Regions from separate parts of the Homo sapiens genome. Here all the other regions are linked to region 1. A link is an interaction called in ENCODE POLR2A ChIA-PET data of the cell type or tissue named here. Cell type or tissue: HepG2. All regions are shown on one strand.

Region 1 (4,000 bases):
CTTTCATATACAATATGTGCAGACTTCATGTTGGTCACTAAAGATACCTGAGATACATGCATAGGACTTGGCCACCTAACCATGAAACACGTAGTGTAGAAATGGAAAATAGGTGGCTTAGTGGCTCTTAAAACAGGAGAAATCTGAGGCCATATCCAGGTCTCTGATATAAACTAGTGATGCCTTACAAATAAACATGGTGATATTTGTACCAGTTAATTACCTCTTTACTTTAGTACACTAATTTAGAAGTCTACTAAATTATTACAGAACAAGAACACATCACACTTCTGAGCAAAAGAAAAACATCAAATCCAAGTTGAGCAATTTTCTAAAACATATTATTATACAGCATATATGCTTAAGTACTACAGTATACATATTCTAAGTTAGTATAGCTATCCCGTCAACATTTCAGGTGGGCTCAAGAATAAATACAAAACCTCAGTTTTTAGTTCTGATAAAAATGAAAGATGTATGTCACATGAACTCCGAATTTTTCCACATTAAGATATCTATCATGGTTCCTAACTTAAAAAAAAAAATCAATAACAGCTCACTTGTTTTAACTCCAAATATTTTACTCTAGAGAGAAAAAATATCTAGAGAAAGACAGCTACTTACTTACACAGTCTAATTACATTTCTGAAGGGCAAGAAAGCAAGCTTTTCTCCTTTACAAACTGAATTCAATATCTAAAAATTATTTCAACACAAGTCCACTGCTTATTAGCCTAGTGATTGCTGACCCCAGCTAGAATATAGCTAAACAGTTAAACACCCTGCTGCTTTTCTAATTTCCTTTTTCTTTCTAAGACTTCCTTACTGCATAGAAGGAACTTTTGGAGCTAATTCTGAGTTTAATGGTTATAGAATGTTACAACAGAATTAATCCCTATTTACAAAATGATTTCCTTTACAGGGAGTCTCATGAATTATTGCCACTGAAATTATGGGTCAGAAATTATGGATAAAAGAAACAGGTGTGGAAGTCACAACTACTTGACATTGGCAAAATCTAGCTGTGTAACCTGGACAAGTCACTTATCCTCTTGGGCTCTCAACTTCCTCATCTATAAAATAAAGGGACTGAAACTCCATAGCTGCTAAAGTCCCTTTCTTGTCTAAATTCTATCTGTCCTTTCTCTAACTGAATGAAAAAATTCAAAATCAAAATACAAAAAACAAAACAGAATTCAACAACAACAACCCTTAAAATTACTGCCACTGGCCTAACAATGGTTGCACAGAGTTAAAGGTCTACTATGGCAGTTTATACTATTTACAAGGTCACAAGTCAAAAAGGCCTGTTACTAAAGCACATAATTCAAGTGGCTTCAAGGTCAGAATTTCCACACAAAGATGATTCAAACACCACTGAGTTGCAGTGGAAAAGTACTAGCCTAAGAGTTGGGTTTTAGCTTGATTCAGAGGCTTTTCTTAGGTAAGTAATTTAACATCTCTTGGTCTTGATTTTCTCAGGCATAAAATGACAAGGTTGCACTATATTATCTCTAAGACCTTTCCTCAAACCAAAACTCTATGTTTCTATGTGATTATTCTCAACCTACCCTTTTGTAATGCATCCCTTCCAAAAACAGCTTGGTCAGTTTATAGATTTCTTGGCCTGTCTTGCAGAAGGTCTTGAGAAATTCTATGAACTCCTTAGACACTCTATCCATTTCAATGCTGGTTTGCCGGTTTATGGAAGGACTGGGAGCTTTTGCTTCCTGAATTTCAGCTGGGAAAATTAAACATAGTAAGTTTCAAGACATAAAAGATCCATGCATGGAATTACTTTAAGTATCTTACCTAAGGTTATTTAAATTATGTTTCATCAAAGTTAAACTTGAATTTAAATCATTTTATGTTTGAGTGGTTGGACAACTTCCCTTAAACTAAATCTGTTTTACAAGTAGAAAGTATGAGTAGACAAAACTACATTATCTAAAAGATATTCCTACTGAAATAAAAGTTGTTCTATTAGTATTTTCTTTGCCAAAATCTATCATGCTTTGATCTATCTATTCAATCATGAACACTGAAATGGCACCACTAGGCTTCTCAAAGACTGCTGGAGTTTATAAAACTAGTCAACAAATAGAATAACAATCAATAGAAGCACTGAAATGTTAGGTACTTATAAATGTCAGACAACCTTTCCAAATCCCATTTTACTTAACAAAAAGGCAAAGGTTAATGTGTTTATGTGGAGACTCACAATTATTTACCCACCATTTCGTTGGTGAGTCATACTGATCAAAGTGAAAGAACGCATCCAAAGTATTAATAGCAAGATGAACACGACAAAGCATAAAATGAAGAGACAAGGGAAACATGCACTACACTATCCCACCGGCTGGGCAGACAATTCTTTCCCCTCTTCAAATAAACACACTGAAAGGAAAATGGAACATTTACACAAGAGAGATAAGGATGTTGTAACAGGCAGTAAGTGCTTTCAGAAAGTATGAACTACCACTTGGTCTCTGACCACATTCTAAGCCTCCTGATTTTGAACTATGCTCTCTAATGTTTATAAGGAATTTAAGTTCCCCATATCCCAATGATTTCCTAAAAATAATTTTTTAAAAAGGTATGTTTTATTTGATTTTTTTTTTTTTTTTGAGACAGAGTACTGCTCTGTCACCCAGGCCAGAGTGCAGTGGCAAGACTTTAGCTCACTGCAACCTCTGCCTCCTAGGTTCAAGCGATTCTCCTGGCTCAGTCTCCAACTAGCTGCAATTACATGCGAGTGCCACCACACCCAGCTAATTCTTGTATTTTTTTTTTGTTTTTGAGACGGAGTCTCGCTCTGTCGCCAGGCTAGAGTGCAGTGGTGTGATGTCGGCTCACTGCAACCTCCACCTCCTGGGTTCAAGCGATTCTCCTGCCTCAGCCTCCCAAGTAGCTGGGACTACAGGCATGTGCCATCATGCCCAGCTATTTTATGTATTTTTAGTAGAGATGGGGTTTCGCCATGTTGGTCAGGCTAGTCTCGAACACCTGACCTCAGGTGATCCGCCCGCCTCAGCCTCCCAAAATGCTGGGATTACAGGCGTGAGCCACCGCATCTGGCCAGAAAGTATGTTTTAAAGATATTAACCTACCTATTCTACAGTTTCTTAAATTTTTTTTTTTTTTGAGACGGATTCTCACTCTGTCACCCACGCTGGAGCGCAGTGGATCTCAGCTCACTGCAACATCTGCCTCCCAGGTTCAAATGATTCTCCTGCCTCAGTCTCTCAAGTAGCTAGGATTACAGGCATGCCCCACCACGCCCAGATAATTTTGTATTTTAGTAGAGACAGGGTTTCACCATGTTGACCAGGCTGGTCTCAAACTCCTAACCTCAGATGATCCTCCTATCTCAGCCTCCCAAAGTGCTGGAATTACAGGTACAAAACACTGCGTCTCGCTCTCAGAGTAATTCCTTATAATCTTTGATCTTCAGGAGTTTTTTGTTTTTTTTTTTGAGACGGAATTTCACTCTTGTTGCCTACACTGGAGTGCAATGGCGCGATCTCAGTTAACAACCTCCACCTCCTGGGATCAAGCGATTCTCCTGCCTCAGCCTCCCGAGTAGCTGGGACTACAGGCATGTGCCACCACGCCTGGCTAATTGTGTATATTTAATAGAGAAGGGGTTTCTCCATGTTGGTCAGGCTGGTCTTGAACTCCCGACCTCAGGTGATCCACCAGCCTCGGCCTCCTAAAGTGCTGGGATTACAGGTGTGAGTTACTGTGCCTGGCCTAACATTTCTATTTCTCCAAAATTTTCTACTAATAAAATCTTACATGTACCAAATGAAATATGTACATTTTAGCATTACTGGTAATAGCAAAAGACTGGAAATAACTGGCCATCACTGAGGGACTAAATAAATTATCCTTTAATCCATAAAATAAAATGCCATAGGGTTTTAAAATTAAAAAGTATGCTTCTTGTGTACTGATATGGAAAGAGCTCATAAATGTATTGGAAGCAAAAACATAAATTA
Region 2 (4,000 bases), 270 kb after region 1:
TCCTGACCTCGTGCCCGCCCGCCTTGGCCTCCCAAAGTGCTGGGATTACAGGTATGAGCCACCGTGCCTGGCCTGTATGTAAGTTTTTTATTTGGATGAAGTTCAACCTATCTATTTTTTCTTTTGTTGCTTGTACTTTTGGTATCATATCTAGAAAATCATTGCCAAATCCCAGGTCTTGGAGATTTACCTCTGTTTTCTTCTAAGAATTCTACAATTTTAGCTCTCACAGTTAGGTCTTTTATCCATTTTGAATTATGATGTCAGGTAAAGATACATGAGGTGGGGTAAAGGTCTAACTTTATTTTTTGGCATGTGGACATCCAGTTGTCTCAGCACCATTTGTTGAAGAGACTATTCTTTCCCCCATTGAATGATCTTGACACCTTTTTCGGAAATCAGTTGACAATAGATGTATTGGCTTTTTTTTTCTGGAACTCTATTTCATTGGTCTATATGTCTGTCCTTATGGCAGTATCATGAGGTCTTAATTACTGTAGCTTTGTAAGTAAGTTTTGAAATTGGGAAATTTGAGTCCTCCAACTTTGTTCTTTTTCAAGACTGTTTTTGGCTGAGATTCATTGCATTTGCATTTGAACTTTAGGATAAACTTGTCCATTTCTGTGAAAAATGGCAGTAGGAATTTTGATAGGGATTGCACTGAATCTGTAGATCATTTTGATGGGTATTGCCATCTTAACAATACTGTTTTCCAGTCTATGAACATGGGACGCTTTCCCATTTATTTAGGCTTTCTTTAATCTCTTTCAACAATGTTGTGTACTTTTCAGCACACAAGTCTTGCACCTCCTTTGTTCAATTTATTCCTAAGTGTTTTATTGATTTTGAAGCTATTGCACATAGAATGGCTTTCTTAATTTTATTTTTGAATTGTTATTGCAAGTGTATAGAACAGAGTTCTTTATTATCCCCATCTGGCACTAGCAAGCCACACTGGGGGCACAAACTGTCACCACCACAGCCACCTCTAAGGTTGACAGTGGGAGACTGTAGGCACTAAGTGAAAAGTTGCAACATTCTCCTAACCAAAATTTAACAGGTTATTTCTTAATTAACCACTCTTTTAGTTGTTGCAGGTTTTTAAAAAAATTTCAGAGTTCCAGAAAACTTGAATCTGACACTTTTTGCCAGCTTAATTATTGCTTTAATGGACTGATGGATTTCTGGAGGTCCTTACTCTGCTATTTTCAGTGACATCACTCTGTATGCCTTATTTTAAAACTGCCTATCTATTTTCCCAAGTGGTTGTATCATTTTACATTCCCACCAGCTACATATGAGGGGTTACAATTAAAATGTTTAAATAGTCGGCCAGGTGCGGTGGCTCACACCTGTAATCCCAGCACTTTGGGAGGCCGAGGCGGGTGGATCACGAGGTCAGGAGATCGAGACCATCCTGGCTAACACTGTGAAACCCCATCTCTACTAAAAATACAAACAAATTAGCCGGGCGTGGTGGTGGGCGCCTGTAGTCCCATCTACTCAGGAGGCTGAAGCAGGAGAATGGTGTGAACCCAGGAGGCGGAGTTTGCAGTGAGCCGAGATTGTGCCACTGCACTCCAGCCTGGGTGACAAAGTGAGACTCCGTCTCAAAAAAAAAAAAAAAAGTTTAAATAACCAACGTGTATCTTCAAGTAATATGCTACTTCATGTGCAGAGAAAACTTTTCACTAGGCCTTGCAGCTGGCCTATATTTAGTTTTTTAAGAAACCACCAAACTGTCTTCCAAAATGGCTATACCAATTTGCATTCCCACCAGCAATAGATGAGGATTCTTGTACATGTTTTGTTACATGTATACCTAAGTATTTCATTTTTGGGAGAGCTGATGTAAATGGGAATGTATTTTTCACTTCAAATTCTATTTGTTCCTTGCTGATATATGGAAAAGCAATAGATGGCCGGGCGCGGTGGCTCATGCCTGTAAACCCAACACTTTGGGAGGCCGAGGCAGGCATATCATTTGAGGTCAGGAGTTCGAAACAAGCTTGGCCAACATGGTAAAACCCCGTCTGTACTAAAAATGCAAAAAATTAGCTGGGTGTGGCAGTGCATGCCTGTCCCAAAAATGAACATTTTAGCTCTCCCAAAAATGAAATCCCACCTACTAGGGAGGCTGAGGCAGGAGAATCACTTGAACCCAGGAGGCAAAGGTTGCAGTGAGCTGAGATTGCACCACTGCACTCCAGCCTGGGCAACAGAGCGAAACTCCATCTCGAAAGAAAGAGAGAGAGAGAGAGAGAGAGAGAGAGAGAGAGAGAGAGAGAGGAGGGGGGAGGGGGAGGAAGCAGAGGAGGAGGAGGAAGAGGAGGAAGAAAAATGGAGAAAAGCAGTAGACTTCTATATATAGCTTTATGTCCTGCAACCTTGCTATAATTGCTTCAATTATCTTTTAGAGCCATCAAAATTAAGAAAGAAAATTATATCTACCTTTTTTATGTTACTTCAAGCACTTTCAGTTTGATAGATACAAGTGTTTTTTTTTTTGTTTTTTTTTGTTTTGTTTTTGAGACGGAGTCTTGCTCTGTTGCCCATGCTGGAGTGCAATGGTGTGATCTCAGCTCACTGCAACCTCCACCTCCTGGGTTCAAACAATTCTCCTGTCTCAGCCTCCTGAGTAACTGAGATTATGGGCACACACCACCACACCCAGCTAATTTTTTTTTTTTTTTTTTTTTTTTTTTTTTTTTTTTTGAGACGGAGTCTCGCTTTGTCGCCCAGGCCGGACTGCGGGCTGCAGTGGCGCAATCTCGGCTCACTGCAAGCTCCGCTTCCCGGGTTCACGCCATTCTCCTGCCTCAGCCTCCCGAGTAGCTGGGACTACAGGCGCCCGCCACCGCGCCCGGCTAATTTTTTGTATTTTTAGTAGAGACGGGGTTTCACCTTGTTAGCCAGGATGGTCTCGATCTCCTGACCTCATGATCCACCCGCCTCGGCCTCGCAAAGTCCTGGGATTATAGACATGAGCCACCGTGCCCGGCCTGTTTATTCATTCATTCTTTTGATGGACGCTTGGGTTGTTTCCATCTTTGGATATTATAAATAAAACTGATATGAACATTTTTATACATGTCTTAGTATGAACATATACTTTCATTTCTCTTATGCGATACCTAGGAATGAAGTGACTAGGTCGTACGATAGGTATGTATTTTAGTTTTTAAAAACCCGCCAAACTGTTTTCCAAAGTGGCTGTACTATTTTGTTTTTAGACGGAGTCTCGCTCCGTCCCCAGGCTGGAGTGCAGTGGTGTGATCTCTGCTTACTGCACCCTTTGCCTCCCGGGTTCAAGCGATTCTCCTGCCTCAGCCTTCTGAGTAGCTGGGACTACAGGTGTGTGCCACCACGCCCGGCTAATTTTTTGTATTTTTAGTAGAGACGGGATTTCACCATGTTAGCCAGGATGGTCTCGATCTCCTGACCTGACCTCATGATCCGCCCGCCTCGGCCTCCCAAAGTGCTAGGATTACAGGTGTGAGCCACCGCGCCTAGCTGACTCAAAATATTTTCTAATTTACCTTATGATTTTTCTAATTTACCTTCTTCTTTGACATACTGGTTTTTTTTTTTTTTTTTTTTTGAGAGGGAGTCTTGCTCTGTCGCCCAGGCTGGACTGCAGTTTCGCGATCTCAGCTCACTGCAAGCTCTGCCTCCCGGGTTCACGCCATTCTCCTGCCTCAGCCTCCCGAGTAGCTGGGACTACAGGCGCCCACGACCACGCCTGGCTAATTTTTTTTTGGTATTTTTAGTAGAGACGGGGTTTCACCATGTTAGCCAGGATGGTCTCGATCTCCTGGCCTCGTGATCCACCCGCCTCGGCCTCCCAAAGTGCTGGGATTATAGGCGTGAGCCACCGCGCCCGGCCCGTACTGGTTATTTTTGAAGTATGTTGATTAGTTTCCACTTATTTGTGAGTTTTCCAAATATCTTTGTTATTAATTTCTGATTTCATTCCATTGTGGTCAGAAAACGTATTTTG
Region 3 (4,000 bases), 81 kb after region 1:
GTCCCAGGAACTGCCTCATCACTTGGCTTCTCTCCCCCTGCCCTGCCCCCAGAGAGGGATTCCAGGGACCCTCTGGTGGGCGAGAGCCTGAAGAGACAGGGCTTTCAAGGTAAGGTTGAGCTCAGGGGGAGGTCTGTTGTCCCAGCACCAGGACCTTGACCTGGTTTGGGTTTGGAGGGCCAGGCTGGAAGTGGGGAGGAGCTGGCCCCCAACTTCAGGGCCTAAGGGACCAGGCAAGCCAGGTTGGCAGCCCAGGCCCGGCTGTACCCTGTAAGCTCTGTGTTAGAGACTCCAGGGGAGAGGGGGTGCCTACAGGTGGACGGTGGGGGAAATTGGGGGTTGGGAGGCTACAGGGCGCAGGAGCCTGCCTGCCCCCCTCCAGGAAGGTAGCTGACATGCCCACTCCTTATTCAGCAATCAGCTGTGGTCTTAGTGCTTTGAAATCAGAATAAGAGCCAGGCGTGGCACCTCACGCCTGTAATCCCAGCACTTGGGGAGGTCAAGGCAGGCGGCTTGCTCAAGGCCAGAAGTTCGAGACCAGCCTGGGCAACATAGAACCCATCTCTAGGTCTATTTTTAAGAAAAGAAATCAGAGGCTGAGTGCAGTGGCTCACACCTGTAATCCTAGCTCTTTGGGAGGCCGAGATGGGTGGATCACTTGAGGCCAGGAGTTCAAGACCAGCCTGGCCAACATGGCGAAACCCCGTGTCTACCAAAAAAATACAAGAATTAGTCAGGCGAGGTGGCATGCACCTGTGATCCCAGCTACTTGGGAGGCTGAGGTGGGAGAATCACTTGAACCTGGGAGGCGGAGTTTGCAGTGAGCCAGGATCGTGTCACTGCACTCCAGCATGGGCAACAGAGCAAGACCCTGTCACCCTGTCTCAAAAAAAAAGAGTGGGGGGAGAGAGAAATGGTGGTGTAGGATCCCTCCGGCACATGCGGGCACTTGTCTTGTTTGTTTGTTTGTTGAGATGGAGTTTTACTCTTGTTGCCCAGGCTGGAATGCAATGGCGCAATCTCAGCCCACTGCAACCTCTGCCTCCTGGGTTCAAGCGATTCTCCTGCCTCAGCCTCCTGAGTAGCTGGGATTACAGGTGCACGCCACCACACCCGGCTAATTTTTGTATTTTTTTTAGTATAGACGGGATTTCACCATGTTGGACAGGCTGGTCTCGAACTCTCGACCTCAGATGATCTGCCAGCCTCAGCCTCCCAAAGTGTTGGGATTACAGGCATGAGCCACTGCACCCAGCTTTTTGTTTGTTGTTGTTGTTGTTGTTGTTGTTTTTTCTGAGACAGAGTCTTGCTCTGTCATCCACGCTGGAATGCAGTGGTGTGATCTCGGCTCACTACAACCTCCACCTCCCAGGTTCAAGGGATTCTCTTGCCTCAGCCTCCCAAGTAGCTGGGATTACAGGTACACACCACCATGCCCAACTAATTTTTGTAGTTTTTTGGTAGACACGGGGTTGTAGAGATGGGGTTTCACCATGTTGGCCAGACTGGTCTCCAACTCCTTCCTTCAGGTGATCCTCCCGCCTCGGCCTCCCAAAGTGCTGGCATTACAGGTATGAGCTGCCGCGCCTGGCCACACTTGGGGGTTTTTAATGAACACTCTCTGGGTGAGGGTGGCTGGGTGGCTCATACTTGTAATCCCAGCTGAGGCAGGTGGATCATTTGAGCTCAAGGGTTCACAGCCAGCCTGGGCAACATGGCGAAGCCCTATCTCTACCAAAAACACAAAGAAGAAATTAGCCAGGCATGGTGGCACACAGCTGTGGTCCCAGCTACTCAGGAGGCTGAGGCAGGAGAATTGCTTGAGCCTGGGAGGTGGAGGTTGCATTGGGAGCTGCCAGGCGTGTCCCCTGTGTCTGTGGGGACTGCCCGTCCTCCACCATCTGCTGGATCAGCTGGGCTTCCGTTCCCTCCTTTGTCTCCAGCCCCCCAGTGACTTCATGAAGCCCATACCCCCTGCCTGCCAGCCCAGGGCACAGGACTCTGCACTCTATGGTGTCCCTCCTCTCCGGGCTTATTTATTGATTTGGTGGTTTTCAAATGTCAACAATTAACTGAATTTCCAACTCATCACTGTTGTGGCAACAGTGCATGTCCTTCTGGAAAAAACACATCTCCATCAAGACGTTGGTGCTGAAGAACCTGAGCGGCCCACTCCAAAGATCCGTTAATTGCCAGAGAAGGAGTTCCCCATAATTAGAAAATCATCTTCCTTAAAAGTCACCAAGTGCCTTTTCACTGAACAGCCCAAACCCATAATCATTTTGCGCTTTGCAGAAAATTACGACGCGAGGCTCTTACGGATTGACATTGCCAACACGCTAAGGGAGCAGGTCCAGGAGCTTTTCAATAAGACATATGGTAAGCAGCGCAGAACCCCTGGGGAGGGACATGTAGCTGCTGTGGACAGAGAAGTGGCAGGTTTCCCAGTTCCAGCCGAGGGGATTTCTGGGGAAACGATTCACCCCTTTACATGTATTTCTTGAGCATTTACTATGTGCCAGGCACTGTCTCAGGCACTGGGGATATTGCTGTGAATAAAACAGACACAGTCCCTGTACTCATGAGCCTTGCAGACCAATGAGGTGAGACACACTTTCAACAACTACACACAGAATTTAATAGACAGGGGCCCGGCTCGGTGGCTCATGCCTGTAATCCCAGCACTTTTGGAGGCTTGAGCTCAGGAGTTCAAGGCCAGCCTGGGCAACATGGTGAAACCCCATCTCTACCGAAAATACAAAAAAGAAATTAGCCAGGTGCAGTGGTGCACACCTGTGGTCCCAGCTACACAGGAGGCTAAGGCAGGAGAATCGCTTGAGCCTGGCAGGCAGAGGTTGCAGTGAGCTGAGATCGTGCCATTCCACTCCAGCCTGGGCAACAAAAGCGAAAATCTGTCTCAAAAAAAAAAAAAAAAAAAAAAAAAGGAGCATACGACATGGGAGCATATTGGTGTGGCTTTTTCTTTCTTTTCTTTTTTTTTGAGACAGGGTCTCACTCTGTCACACATGCTGGAGTACAGTGGCGTGATCATGGTTCACTACAGCCTCAAACTCCTGGGCTCAAGCAATCCTCCTGCCTCAGCCTCCTAAGTGGCTGGAACTACAGGCATGCATCACCATGTCCAGCTGTTTTTTAGAAATCTGTAGTAGAGACAGGATCTTGCTATGTTGCCCAGGCTGATCTCGAAATCTTAGACTTAAGTGATCCTCCTGCCTTGGCCTCCCAACATGCTGGGATTACGGGCATGAGCCACCATGCTGGCCTTTTTTTAATGTTCTGATCAAATAGCTTAGATTGTAATGCCTATACCTTTCCACAATGCTACATAAGAGCTTTCTCGTACCATTCACTCTCCTGCACGCATGTCTTTCCATCACACCCCCGCAATCCCATGTACACACACCCCACGCTGCCTCTCACTCCTGACGGGCAGGACCCTGCCTCTCACCCACAGGGGAAGCCTTGGGCATCAAGTACCCGGTTCAGGTCCCCTACAAGTGGATCAAGAGTAACCCCGGCTCCATGATCATCGAGGAGCTGCCACCAGGAATCCTGTTCCGAAAGCCCTTCGGCTCCCAGAACCTGGAGAGGATTCTTGCCATGGCCAACAAGATCACGTTCACAGTCACCAGGTACTCAGGGGGAAGGGTGAGGGTGAAGAGGCAGGACTAGCTCAGATGGGGGCTTACACCTGCGAATCCTTAGCCTTTCCCTAGGTCGTGCCCTCCCCACTGGACAAGGTGGCTCTCCTGGCACCATCCTGGGTCCTGGGGGTGGCCAGAAAGGGACTGCAGGCCAGCCTGAGTGCAAGGTGTCCTTCAGAAGTGGGACTGGTCACCCCACCATGGCAAGGGCAGCCTTCGAGGGCATCTTCAACCTGTTCAGCAACACCTGCTCACTGTACCCCCAGCCCCCAGGAAATGCCTTTAGCCCCCATCAGAGGGATTTGCCCAAGGTCTTGGGGCCAGCCAGGGCAGAG

Evidence for each region. Peaks named below come from ENCODE experiments on the same cell type or tissue, not always from the same donor. Only the 100,000 strongest peaks of a DNase experiment are listed, where the experiment ranks them.
Region 2: POLR2A ChIA-PET joins it to region 1 with 7 read pairs; 2 of 35 experiments call an interaction of 5 or more read pairs at or near these places.
Region 3: POLR2A ChIA-PET joins it to region 1 with 5 read pairs; 2 of 35 experiments call an interaction of 5 or more read pairs at or near these places.

What each region holds. Positions count from the first base shown.
Region 1 is chr7:66,437,565-66,441,564 of GRCh38, forward strand. It overlaps the pseudogene RABGEF1P2. Among named protein-coding and RNA genes, the nearest start is that of LINC00174, 39 kb to the left of the region's middle. In HepG2, no CTCF peak of the experiment used is centred here; DNase peaks (open chromatin) are centred at 1,400, 2,337 and 2,727; H3K4me3 peaks cover 639 bases.
Region 2 is chr7:66,703,199-66,707,198 of GRCh38, forward strand. It overlaps a transcript of RABGEF1 not described here. Among named protein-coding and RNA genes, the nearest start is that of RABGEF1, 36 kb to the right of the region's middle. In HepG2, no CTCF peak of the experiment used is centred here; no DNase peak of the experiment used is centred here.
Region 3 is chr7:66,518,697-66,522,696 of GRCh38, forward strand. It overlaps the pseudogene LOC100420547. Among named protein-coding and RNA genes, the nearest start is that of LINC03011, 27 kb to the left of the region's middle. In HepG2, no CTCF peak of the experiment used is centred here; a DNase peak (open chromatin) is centred at 2,015.